4 separate regions of the Mus musculus genome follow, and regions 1, 2 and 3 are each linked to region 4. Evidence: chromatin loops called from intact Hi-C (ENCODE). Cell type or tissue: heart. All regions are shown on one strand. Each heading gives the region's core, and the rest is flanking DNA. Links, peaks and the distances in the headings are about the cores only.

The links. Peaks named below come from ENCODE experiments on the same cell type or tissue, not always from the same donor. Only the 100,000 strongest peaks of a DNase experiment are listed, where the experiment ranks them.
Region 1: it touches region 4 in a loop (3.0-fold over the local background); 16 of 42 quality-filtered maps call a loop at or near these places.
Region 2: a loop joins it to region 4, with 5 times the contacts of the local background. A loop is called at or near these places in 16 of 42 quality-filtered maps.
Region 3: a loop joins it to region 4, with 2.6 times the contacts of the local background. A loop is called at or near these places in 5 of 42 quality-filtered maps.

Annotation. Positions count from the first base shown.
Region 1 is chr10:127,743,347-127,746,572 of GRCm38, reverse strand. Zbtb39 (zinc finger and BTB domain containing 39) reads right to left here. Exons shown (of 2, transcript NM_198035.2): 2 at 1-3,226. The coding sequence ends at 2,876. Among named protein-coding and RNA genes, the nearest start is that of Zbtb39, 5.4 kb to the right of the region's middle. In heart, for the core only: a CTCF peak has its summit at 1,767 (motif pointing left); a DNase peak (open chromatin) is centred at 1,742.
Region 2 is chr10:127,736,517-127,739,742 of GRCm38, reverse strand. It overlaps Zbtb39 (zinc finger and BTB domain containing 39), which reads right to left and starts at 213. Exons shown (of 2, transcript NM_198035.2): 1 at 81-213. In heart, for the core only: CTCF peaks have their summits at 354 and 1,529 (motif pointing left); DNase peaks (open chromatin) are centred at 1,182 and 2,692; H3K4me3 peaks cover 831 bases; H3K27ac peaks cover 1,078 bases.
Region 3 is chr10:127,673,087-127,676,312 of GRCm38, reverse strand. Gm16230 (a long non-coding RNA gene) reads left to right here. Exons shown (of 4, transcript XR_872178.1): 2 at 1,331-1,516. Among named protein-coding and RNA genes, the nearest start is that of Gm16230, 2.1 kb to the left of the region's middle. In heart, for the core only: a CTCF peak has its summit at 1,417 (motif pointing left); DNase peaks (open chromatin) are centred at 1,362 and 2,032.
Region 4 is chr10:128,006,905-128,010,130 of GRCm38, reverse strand. Hsd17b6 (hydroxysteroid (17-beta) dehydrogenase 6) reads left to right here and starts at 2,520. Exons shown (of 6, transcript NM_001359377.1): 1 at 2,520-2,648. In heart, for the core only: a CTCF peak has its summit at 1,659 (motif pointing right); no DNase peak of the experiment used is centred there.

The DNA.
Region 1 (3,226 bases), core at 350-2,849, 260 kb after region 4:
GGTTCATTGAGTAGGGCTATCTGACGTCCGTGGCGTCACGGAGCTGTCAGGGACACCAGCACATGTGGACACATCTTATCCTCTGGCCACAAGCAGCACAGGCTGTTAATGCCAGTGTGCCACATCAACATTACAGTTTCCCCTTAGGAAACAAGCTAGGGATGTCCCCGAGTCTGGCTTAATGTTCTGCAAATAGCCAACTGGACAATCCTAAGAATTGCTGAACAAAAGTTCTGAACACTGTACAGCTGGCTCTAAGTGTAGACCAAAAAAAAACAAAAACAAAAACAAAAATAGGGAGCGGTAGTGGCGGGGGTGGGGGTGGGAGTGGGGGGGGGGCAGGCAAAGATGAAGGTCAAGGAGAGCTCTACAGCAATACAACAGGGGATAGTGCCAAACGGGAATCCAAGGGTGGGGGTGGGGATGAACTCAAATGGGTGTAAAGTTAAAAATGCAAAATAAAGTTAACTCCTCCCACCAGGTGTCCCGGAGTGCCCTCAGGAGGAACTAACTGCAGGGAAGCAAATACAACTTCACAGAGAGGAAACATGGGGCTACCCGAAGAGATATGGTTTGGGCAACAAGCCTTGTGAGCTACTGGTCCCAATTGCTACATGTCTGACTGGGACCAACTGGACCTCCCTGATCAATTAACCTGAAGGGATCAGAAAATACAGTTTGTGTTTTAATGTTTCAAGGGCAAAACCTCAAAGATCTGCCTTTTGGTTTATGGCAAAAAGGGAAAACTTCACAGTTTCAGGTTAAGTACACAGACTACCCAGCATCGGAGATGCCTTACGCTAAGGACAAGGGGGTTTCTCCACTCTCAGCGACCTGTCTCAAGTCAACCAGTCAATGCTCACTCCTCGGCAGCAGCAGAGGGAGGGCGGGGATAGAAAACTCAGCAGACCTGGAACTGTAGTGTGCTACACATCCCCAGTGTAGACTCCGAGTCAGACACTAAGAGCTACAGCAACGACTGACTTCCCTGAAAATGCCTCGTTTAGATGGTGAGGGGTATCCTCAACTACTCGAGCTACACCATTCGGGCCCTTGGGAAGGCCCTGCACACCGACTCACAGCCGGGGAAAGAGGCCGCTGACCGGCTCAACTGTGTACTGCTTTGGTCTGCCTCTATGTCTATATATATATATATATATATATATGTATGTATGTATACATACATATATGTATGTATACACACACACACACACATATATATGTATAGGAGGCTCCTTGTGTCAGAAGGATAAAACTGTGCAAAAACCTTCTTCCTGTGACTGACCTGGGTTTGTTCTGCTAGAGACTACACTGGGAGAAACTGCTGCTTAAAAGGCCTGGCATACTCTCTCCTGCTTACACCCCTGTCTTCCTCTCCTCAGACGTAACCCTTTGTTGGAATGTGGCTCCTTGCTTGAGAGAAACTAATTTTCCTAAAGTCACTTATTGAAAAGAGATGCTGGGTAGTATGTATACCAAACAAAACAAAAAATAATAATAAAATAAATATTAATGTCTAGAAAGGCTTTGTGAGTTAATTAAAACCACTTGCTTATGAAACAGCCCAGAGCGCTGCTGAGTCCCACCAGGGGGCAGTGTCGGTGGCTGGGCCCAAAGTTAGGGACTCTTAGAGCTCACCTGAGCAGGGTGAGGTAGTATGAGCTACTGGAGTGCCGCCTTATAAGTATGCAAGATTAAGGGTTCTCTCCAGCCTTTTCTGGGTAAGACCCTTTCATAGACTAAGAATGGAGCCAAACAGCTGCGTGGGAGGCCTAAGCCAGCTACCATCCAAGAGCGCCCCCTGGGGGTGATGCAATGACAGATCAGGATAATTCCAGCAGGTCAAAGGTGAACTGCCAAACTCCCACACTGTTACCAAGTAAACAAGTCACCCAACTAGGACAGTCAGAATGCACACCCTGCTATGTACCACCAAGTTACTTGGGTTCCTTTAATCCAGAAGGGCTTGTGATCCACCACAAACTCACATGGTCTTCTCATCTGCACTGTAGGTCAAACCATCCTGAGTGGGAGACTCGGTGTAAATTAAGGCAAGACTGCTGCTGTCTGAGACACCTCTCCGTGACAGGGAGACGCAAGGTTAAGGAGGTAGCCAGATGGCAGACGGCTACACTGAGGTGGCTCTCTGTCCTCCCTGCTCTTGACAGAAGGTTTGACATCAAGGGTTCTCACTCTACAAAACCGTGTTTCTTTGGAAATGAGGAGAAAGGTGGAGCCCTTCTTCCATCCATCCAGGCTGCCCCGTCTGGTGGCACCACGGGATACCCAAAGCTTTCCAACCTAAACAGAAAGCTCGGTCCCCAATTTGGATCTAGCTGCCAAGGGACTTTCACGATCCAATCAGGCGATCTGAGCTGTGTAGCAAGGAGTGCCCTCCGCTCCTGACACCTTGCCCCTGCTGAGGGTATGGGAACGAACTGCCTTGCTACTAGACCCTTATGAATGACCACATATCCCAAACCTTCTCACAGCTGAGACTGGCGGTTGTAGCCACAGTGAAGACCCCATCGAGCGAGGCTGTTGGTCGGACTCTTAGCAGCATAAAACCTATCAGTAAACTAAAACTAGAGAAACCGGCAAAGGGGACCTAGTTAACACGGCCACTTGACTAGATCCTAAAGCCAGCCTCGAAATCATCCAAGACGCAGCCCTCTGCGGGCAACAACAGGTACGGAGGTAAATGTAACAGCGGTGCCGCCTCTCAAGAACAGTAACAGCTTGTGTGCCATTTCTTCTCTCAACACAACACACACAAGGCAAGCTGTAGCGTCAGCGGGGGGAGGACCAACGGCCTTTACAAAGTCACTATCCCGGCTGCCACCTGGGAGCTCCCTCTGACTCTGCTGGGACCCAGTCAGCTGTCCGGGTTCTTCTCAGCCTCTTTGGAATGTATAATGTACATGAAGGTCTGCTCGATGGTGAAGTCAGGGGGAAGGCTGCCTTTGTGCACCCCGACGTGTTTACTCATGAGGTTAAGGGTGGAACTGTAGTGGCCGCAGACTGTGCAGCGGTACATGAGCGCCCCTGAATGCGTCTTGAGGTGGCACTTGATGGTCGAGCGACCTCGGAAGAATTTGTGACAAACCTTGCACTGATAAGGTTTCTCGCCTGTGTGGATCCGCCGGTGGTAGTTGAACTCGCTTGTGTGGGCAAACCTTTTGCCACAGACCTTACAACTGTACTTACTATTCCCAGGCTGGCCCTG
Region 2 (3,226 bases), core at 237-2,736, 270 kb after region 4:
CCGGGGACACCGGCGGGGCGCGCCCAGCCAGGGCGACAGAAAGGCCGAGCGGGAGTCCGGCTGGACCCGATCGCGCTTACCCGGCTCCGCGGGGTCCGAGCACCATCGCCGCCACCGCCTCACACAAAGGCCCCGGCCCGCCGTGCCCGGCCCGACGAGGAGGCGGCGCCGCCGGCCGCGGCCAGACTCTCCATCCGCCGAGCCGCTCGCCGCGCCGGCCCGGGCCGCCCCCGCCGCCCGGCCCGCAGCGCCCCCCGCCGTCCCGGAGGAGGCAGCGCCCCCCGCCGCCCGGCCCGCAGCGCCCCCCGCCGTCCGGGAGGAGGCAGCGCCCCCCGACGGCCGGGCGGAGCCACGAGCCCACACCAGCCCGCTCGCTGTGGCGCCTGGGGAGTGAAAAGCAGGTCCAACCAACCCTGTCCCCCAACAGCCTCGCAAAAATCTGTGTGCTTGTTCAGTTAATTTATGACTCCCGCGAGCTTTCTGAGGGCAGGGATCTGTGGTTTTGCCAGAGCTCCACTTTTGAGTTCTGCTTGTCACCTTGCCTTGCACACATATAGGCGCCTTCTAAAAACCTGTGTGCGGGTGCAGGTATGTGACTGTGCGGATGGGGGTGAGGGGGGCGGGGTCTGACCAAGCCAGCTCAGTCAGTCAACCGGGTCTCAAGGGAGGGAGTGAGGATTGCAAAGAAGAAAAAAAAATTGACAAAACTATAACATGACTCCAGCCAGTGCTGAGGCTGAGGCTGAAGCAACTTTATTTTTTTAGCTTTTATATCATTCTAGGTACATCCAAAAAAAACAAAAAACATGGTTCTTAGACCAAAGACAAAGTAATCAAGAGAAGTAGTAAACAAAGAGATCACACACGGTAATGATTAAGCATAGTAGCAAACAAAGCCCCACAGTCACCGTTTCTCACGTTCTTATCTGAGCCTACTTCCTTGTCCGAGCCCAGTGACAATGCCAAATTCCTGGAAGCAGCACCAGACACTCTCACCAGGGGTAGATGATTAACGAATGGAGTATTTCAGGTTAGATCCCCAGGAAGCTCTTCTGATAGCCCAAAACGGACCCTCCTTCCTGGTAGATGGCCAGATGGAGTCACTCTGTTACCTGGACCGTGGCAACCCAGGTGTCTTCCTAAACGGGTCCGTCCCCTGTCTAGAATTCCATCACTGGCCTCCTCCCTTCTCCTGAATCTGCTCATCAAATGATCCTGCTCAAGACTAGCCATAAAACCAAAGCTCCCCTGCCTACGTCCTTACACAGCCTAGACAGCCCAGGCTGGCTCCTTCCCATCCTGCCTCGCCTGCCAGCCAGGCACAACTCCAGCCCAGGCCTGTGTCTCATGGCCAATTCCAGCCTATCTGTCCTCTCTCTTTCATATCTGCCATAAAAGCATTCCCTTTGTGGGCTGGGGAGCTGGTTCAGAGGTTAAGAACACTGGCTGCTCTTCCAGGGGTCCGAAGTTCAATTTTCAGCAACCACATAGTGGCTCACAACCATCGCTAATGAGATCTGGTGCCCTCTTCTGGCCTGCAAGCATAAGTGCAGGCACAATGCTGTATACATAATAAATGTATTAATAAGTAAATCTTTTAAAACAAACAAAATCCTCCCTTTTAGCCATACCAGGGAATGACTATGTTGTCCATCCACACGAAAGTATCAGAAGGTCAAGGTCACCCTCAGCTACATAGCAAGTTTGAAGGTAGCCTAGGCTACATAAAAGCCTGTCTCAAAAGTTTTTTTTCTGTGTTATTACCCACTCCTGGGTTCCTAAAACGTGAAAGGAATTGGACAGTGAAACGAGGGTGATGAGTGACAGGAGATGCCTCTCAGGTCCGACCTTTAATTTAGAGGAAGGCACACTCTGTGGCATAGCATTCAGATAGGGCCCAGCACATGAAGCTATGAAAATCAGAGAATATTCTGTCTTTGAAGTGCTTGTGTTGGGAATTTTCCTGTCTGGACTGGATGAGTTCAGTCTCTAGTTTTGACTTTACAGAGGCATGAACTGTCTCTCTGATGCAGCCACAGCTGCTGATAGGATCAAGCTTAGCACATACTGCCTGGTGGGATGTGCCAGGGGTGTGTGCCACCTATTCCTGCATGCTGGGTTCTTTCTCTTGTTCCCTTTTGGTGCCTTTTGACCTTGACTTTCTTACACCCAAACTCCTGGTCTCCTAGACACTGCTTCTGGCTCAGCACCATGACCCCCACCACTCCGTTTTCTGAAGCTGCCCATTAAACGTTTGTGTTTACGCCTCTATTTTATCATCGTGGTGGTCCGTGGTCAGGGGAGCTGCTTCCTGCAGTGGGCAGTGGTTACCTGCAGACTCAGACCTGGTAAGTGCAAAGAATAAGTAGTTAGTTACTAAGTGTTCGGTCCAGAGTGAAATGTTTGTAGTATCCCGGCCAGGGCTCAAGGAATCTGAGACCAAAACAGGAAAAATGTACCTTGCGGTTAAGAGTTCTGTGTGCACTTGAGATAGTCAAAAGGAAGTTCCTGTTTGTCCCACTTTAAGTCCTTGCAAAATAAAGTTTCTGTTTACCATTAAGAGTCAGTTCCTGTTTCTTAGGCCTGTGTAACTTGCGTGCAACCCCATGCACATGACACCCATCCTTTTTCCCTTCTGTTCTCACCATGTGTGTCAACCAATCCTCTTGGCCCTGTGAACACCTTATCTCTCCAATAGAAGAGCCTTCCAAAGGCCGGCAGGGACTGCTTACTCAAATCCCGACTTAGCCAACTGGTAGCCAGCTGGCCTGTCCTAGGTTCACCCAAAAATACAGCCTGCTTTAATTGGACAGTCATGGACTTGACCTTTTCTCCTCCTGAATGTCAGGGTTAACAAAATATGACAGAGGCGAGGAAGAACATATACAAGAGTCAGGGAAAGAGGGGACTGCTGTAGATCGCCATCCTTGGAGCATGACAACGCATTTGTCCTCTTGAATTATTCTACAGCTGTGACTGACTATATCTGCATTAAGACTGGACTTATGGGAGGGAAGGGCTCTCATGAGGTCCCACCCCTTTACAGGATATATAGGCAGTGTCTTTGTTAGGGTATAGATTGCTGTGATAAAACACTGTGACCAAAGCAACTCGTAGAGGAAAGACTTACTTTACCTGGCTCACAGCTTATGTTCTATCATAAACGGAAGCCAAGGCAGGAACCTGGAGGAAGAAACTGAAGCAGGGGCCATGGAGGAACTCTGCT
Region 3 (3,226 bases), core at 397-2,896, 330 kb after region 4:
TGGGAAAAAAAAAAAAAAAAGCCAAGGCTAAGAGAGAGAGAAAAAACACAAAGTAGGTTCTGAGCTCAAATCTAAGTTCTTTCTGTGGCTTAGGTGCCTCCCAGTACTTGCAGTCCAGGCACTGTGTGTGTAGCACTTACAGAAATTGAAAATTGAAGCACCTTTTTTTTTTTTTTTTTTTTTTTTTTTTGGTTTTTTGAGACAGGGTTTCTCTGTGTATCCCTGACTGTCCTGGAACTCACTCTGTAGACCATGGCCTTGAACCCATAAATCTGCCTGCCTCTGCCTCCCAAGTGCTGGGATTAAAGGCGTGCTTGTAATCCCATCACTTGGGAAGTTGAGAATGAAGGCTTGCTGAGAATTGAAGAGTAGCCAGGATTATAGAGTTTGAACCGTGAGAACCTGTATGTGTGTGTATATACATACATATATATACACACACACACACACATATATATACATATACATATATATATACACATACATACACACACACATATATATACACACACTTGTGTGTAGACACATGTATACATGTATATGCACATTTATACACACATATAGATGGCTTATTGCGATGGCTCGGTTGTGTAAACCTAGAACTCATATGACAGGAGAAAACCAACTTCTGCTCCCACAGGACCTCCATACTGACTCTGTGGCACACAATACCCCCCACACAATTAATGGATCGATTGATAAAAAAAAAAAAAAAAAAAAAAAAAAACTTTTAATGTCAAGGTTAACAGGAGGCGTGTTGGTCCATATCTGTTAACTCCAGCATTCAAAACACTCAGGTCAGAGGATCACAAATAAGATTAGCTTGCACTACACATCTAAAACCAACCTCAAAACAAAAACTTACATTAATGTGAAACAAGGGAAGACTAACAAACTATCCCAGACAAGGGAGCATACGTAAACACGATGAACCACATGTCATATAATATGGATCTTGGAACAGGAAGAAAAAAAAAAGCCCGAAAAACAAAACTGAGATTGCAAGCGTGAGTCACCTCTTCCCTGCCAGTCCGCCCTGCCCATCTTTCGGTCCTGCTTCGGTTTCTGTGAGTACTGTACATATTCTCTGCCTGACCTGCAAATGTCAAGCCATGTAGTGGGAAGGAGCCTTGTGCACCAGAAAACTTGGGTTTGAGCTCAGTAAATATAGACAAAAACTGTAATAGAAGCTGCAGAGCTGACCCCACAGTGAACAGTGTGGCACTGCTCCATCTAGCACAGGACGGAGTTTCTTCCCAGCACCCACTTCTGGTGGCTCACTGCCTGCTGTAACTGCAGAGATTCTAACACCCTCTTCTGGCATCCACAGGGTACTACATTCTCACTGCCTGCTGTAACTCCAGGGATCCTGTCACCCTCTTCTGGTCTCCAAGGGTACTACATTCTGCCTGCTGTAACTCCAGGGATCCTGTCACCCTCTTCTGGTCTCCACAGGGTACTACATTCTGCCTGCTGTAACTCCAGGGATCCTGTCACCCTCTTCTGGTCTCCAAGGGTACTACATAGGCACTCATGACAGGACATAACTGAAAATTAGAACAGAATGAAACCTTAAGCGTGTTTTTTCTTAATGTATGAGTCAGTGAGTCCTATGTATCAGTGGAAGGTAGCAGAAGAGATGATGCAGATATATGGAAAGTCTCTGCTACCTTTTCAGTGCTCAAGGAAGTCAAAGATGGGTTTTTCTTTTTGTGGTTTTTTTTTTAAGATTTATTTATTTCATGTATATGAGTACACTGTAGCTGTATAGATGGTCGTGAGCCTTCATGTGGTTGTTGGGAATTGAATTTTTAGGACCTCTGCTCCGCTCACTCAGGCTCAAAGATTTATTTATTATTATACATAAGTACACTATAGCTGTCCTCAGACACACCAGAAGAGGGCATCAGGTCCCATTACAGCAGGTTGTGAGCCACCATGTGGTTGCTGGGAATTGAACTCAGGACCTTTAGAAGAGCAGTCCACTGACTGCTTACCCACTTACCCACTTACTCTTACTCACTGAGCCATCTCGCCAGCCCATAGATGTGCAGTTTTTAGACAGAGTCTTGGCTATATGACCCTGGCTGTCCTGGAGCTTGTAGAGATGTGGCTGGCATCAAAGTCTGAGTGATCCTTCTGACTCTGCCTGACAAATGCTGGGATTACAGATATGTGTTGCCATGCTGGCACGCCTCGCTTGTCTTCCAGGCCTTCCCTCCCTCTGTCCCTCCCTCCCATTCTTCCTTCGTTTCCCTTTTTCTGGTTTTGCTGTGTTTTTTTGTTTGTTTGTCTTCAGATTTATTTTTATTTCATGTGTATGGGTGTTCTGCCTGCATGTATGTTTGTGCACCAATGGGTGTGATGCATGTGCTGGTTAGAAAAGGTCTGTGGATGCACTGGAACTGAACTGACAGTTAACTGCCAGATGCTGTATAGAACCAAACCTAGACCCTTTGCAACAAGTCCGCCTAACCACCGAGCCATCGCTTCAGCCTGGTCTTGGGCTGTGTGTGTTTGTGTATTATATAAATATTATATATACATATACATTGTATAGATATGGTTTCATGTGCCCCAGGCCATCTCAAATTTCCTATATAACTAAGGACAACTGTCAACTCCTACCCCTAACTCCCATGTGCTGGAATCGCAGGCACCGGCCTCCATACCAGGCCAGGCCAGGCCTTCCCATTCTCACTGCTGGCTGGGCTTTCTCTTTTGTTCTCACTAAAGTCAAAAACAGGTGAACTATTTTCAGGTTTGGGAACTAACTCCATCAGATCACTGACCACTCACCACTGCTATGATGAGACTAGGTTATCTCTAAACATGTTACACTTTCATCACCCAAATGAGTGCTGTCATTCAAAGAGAGCGAGTGAAGCAGTCCATGTCTTTTAGCACTGAGGAGACTCTTCAAAGCATTTCAAGAGTCACCTTTGGTGGCTATAATGCACATTCATTATCTGCAGGTGGATCTGATTTATGCAAATAGCCAAAATACTCAGGCCCAGGCTGCTGAGTGAATAGTGTAAATACTATGTTGGTAAATATGTTTCAGGTTTGGAGTTTTTGATGTTTTTTTGTTTGTTTTTAATTTAGAAGGATAACCTGGCGCACATTCACTATATAAAAGAGCAACCAAAAAGGAGATAATGACACATGCCTCTAGTCCCAGGGCTTGGGAGGCAGAGGACCAGGCAGGGCCAGCCTGGTCTACAGA
Region 4 (3,226 bases), core at 492-2,991:
GCTGGGGTTAAAGGTGTGCGCCACCACGCCTGGCTTTACTTGCTCCTCTTAGCGGTTCATGGGGTCTCTGAGTGTCTGGGGTCATCTCAGGAGTGGTCTCAGGAGTGCTATGCCCCACCTATGCAGTGTGGCACTGGTCAAGGGTCATCTTGGGCATGGTTGGGCCTGCAGAGGGCCAGACTTGGTCATCTCTGGCTTGATCCTCTCCCTAGTGTCACAGCCCCAGGCTGAGGTAGTCTTGTCTCAGGCCATCTCTGCCCTGGAAGCCCGTGGTCATTCTGGGCATGGTCTGTCCACGAGGGACTTTAAAGCACTGGACTGTGGTTGTTTTGGACTCACTCCTTGCCTGGGCTTCCTGTATCAGCTTTCTGTGTGCTGAGATTATAGTCCTGGGCTGCTGTGTTCCTTGAGATTTTTGTTTTAAAGATTTATTTATCTATTTATTATATGTAAGTACACTGTAGCTGTCTTCAGAGGCACCAGAAGAGGGCATTCGATCTCATTACAGATGGTTGTGAGCCACCATGTGGTTGCTGGGATTTGATCTCAGGACCTTTGGAAGAACAGTCAGTGCTCTTAGCCGCTGAGCCATCTCTCCAGCTCTCCTTGAGATTTTAAAATTAACTTAAAGTTATTAGACTGATATTTAAAAACAAACAAACAAACAAACAGTTGGATGCAGTGGTACACATCTTTAATCTCAGTACTTAGGAGGCAGAGTTCCAGGCCCAGCAAGGATTACACAGAGAGACCCTGTCTCAAAACAAAGCAAGAACCATACAAACAACAACAAAACAAATAACTAAAAAGGGAATTAACGGGGGGCTGTGGTGGCACACGCCTTTAATTCCAGCACTTGGGAGGCAGGGGCAGGCAGATTTCTGAGTTTGAGGCCAACCTGAGTTCCAGGACAGCAAGGGCTACACAGAGAAACCCTGTCTCGAAAAACCAAAAAAAAAAAAAAGAGGGAATTAACATTTTCCTTCTAATACTCTGGGTATGCCCAGCAGAAGTAAAATGATTGAGAAAGAGTTTCTCCTACTGCCTTGGGAGCAGTCAGTGAAGATGGAGGTTGTCTTAGGGGAAGAAGGCAGTAAGGTCCTTACTGCACACTCAGCATGAAGAGAATATTGGGAGCCAGAACAAGTTTTTTTTTTTTTTTACCTGTTGCATATATGTCTATCACCTGAGCAAGGGCTTTCGAAAGAGGCTTTATTCAAGAGACAGCCAAAAAGAGGTCTTAAGACTCAAATCTTCCCAAGGGTGCAGAGTATTTATGGGTTAAAGAAACAGGATGGGAAGGTGTGTGTGTGTGTGTGTGTGTGTGTGTGTGTGTGTGTGTGTGTGTAGAGATGGCTCAGCACTTAAGATCACTGGATGCTCTTCCATTGTTTCTGAGTTCAATCCCCAGCAACCACATGGTGGCTCACAACCATCTGTAAAGGGATCTGATGCCCTCCCTCTTCTGGTGTGTCTAAAGACAGCGACAGTGTACTCATATAAAATGAATGAGTGAATGAATGAATGAATGAATGAATGAATGAATGAATGAATTTTTAGGAAGGAAAGAAAGAAAAGAAAGAAAGAACACGGTCATAGACCACATTGCATTCAACACAGAAGCTATTTAATCTTAAAAGGATCCTCGGGTAGAGCCTTTTCCACAAATTGCCACTGGGTGGCAGCATTGTCATTTCTTTTGTTTCTGTTGAGACTTCATCCACAGAAGTAACAAAACCTTTCCCACTTCCTGCCTTAAGCTGTCCTACTGTACAGCCCTCTAACCTACTGGGAGTTATTTCCCCTACAAGCCTTACACTGTAAGACAGCACCATTCTTTTTCAGAGCTAATATCTAGCGTATCCCAGGCTATTTCTCCAAACTCAGCAGACTTGAGACACCAATTGTTTGGGATTTCTTTTTAGTTTAGTTTCTAGCATTATTTTGCATGTTTTTAGCAGCTAAAAGAGTAATTTACTTTGGGGATATTCCTTAAAATATTACTTTTTATTTTTGTTTTTTCTCCAAGACAGGGTCTCTCTGTATAGCCCTGGCTATCCTAGAATTCACTCTCTAGACCAGGCTGGCCTTGAACTCAGAAATCTGCCTGCCTCTGCCTCCCAAGTGCTGGGATTAAAGGCTTGCGCCACCACGCCTGGCTAAAATATGGCTTTTTAAATCTTTATTTTATCTCTTACATTGTTTAAAAATTATTAGTATGTTGGAAGTGATGGGAAGGAGATCTGTTACGCTGCCTAGGTCAGTCTCAAACTTGCATGTCAACTTAGACTTTCATTTATTCTATTAGTCTGCAAATAATTACTGACTAAATGGCATACGCAGAATACTGACTAGAAAACATTGTTTCTGGGTGTGTGTGCACAGGGGATATTGGTGAATGAACTGCTAATCTGAATGGGAGGATCCACCTTCCATGTGGGCAGGTACTGTCCAATCAGTTAGGGACCAGAAAGGTGACTTCCTCTTTCTTAAACCTGGAACACTTTAATTCTGTCCCCAAGGGCAGAGTGATAGACTCCCAGCAATGTAGGACTCACCCTGTGCCTCCCTGGATCCTTACTCTGAGGGTTATATGATCAGTTTCATTGGATCTGAAGACCTGGACTTGGACTGAGACCTCAATTACAGTAAGCCTGTCCTGAGAGTTCTCAAACTCTACAATTATGTGAGCCAATGCCCCAGTAATTCCTTTTCATATATTTATATCTGTTTAGCCTATAGGTTCTGCCTCTCCGGCTAATACTAACACAATCTCCGGCTAATACTAACACAATGGGTGCAAAGATAGGCTCTAGGGTTTCTGCTCCCAAGGAAGGGAATTTCCAGAAGGGACAACAGGTACAAACAAGGGCAATGAAATGTTATAGGTTCAGTTAGAAATTGTAAAACTTCTGTTAAATTTATGTGTATGGATGTGCATGTCTGCCACATATGTTTTGGTATCTTCAGAGGCCTGAAGAGGTCATCAGATCCTCTGGAACCCGGGTTCCAGGCAGGTGTGAGCTGTTGTGTGTGTGGTGGGATCTGAACTTGGGTCTTCTGGAAGAGCAACAAGTGCTCCTAACCCCTCAGCCGTATTCCCAGCCTTCTATGGCCTCAGCTCCTTAAGATAATAATGAGACTGGAACAGAATGCAGACACAGAAGTATAAAGGGCATGGTGTGTTTGGGAGTCTGCTGATAGCTCTCCATATAAATAGTTCAAT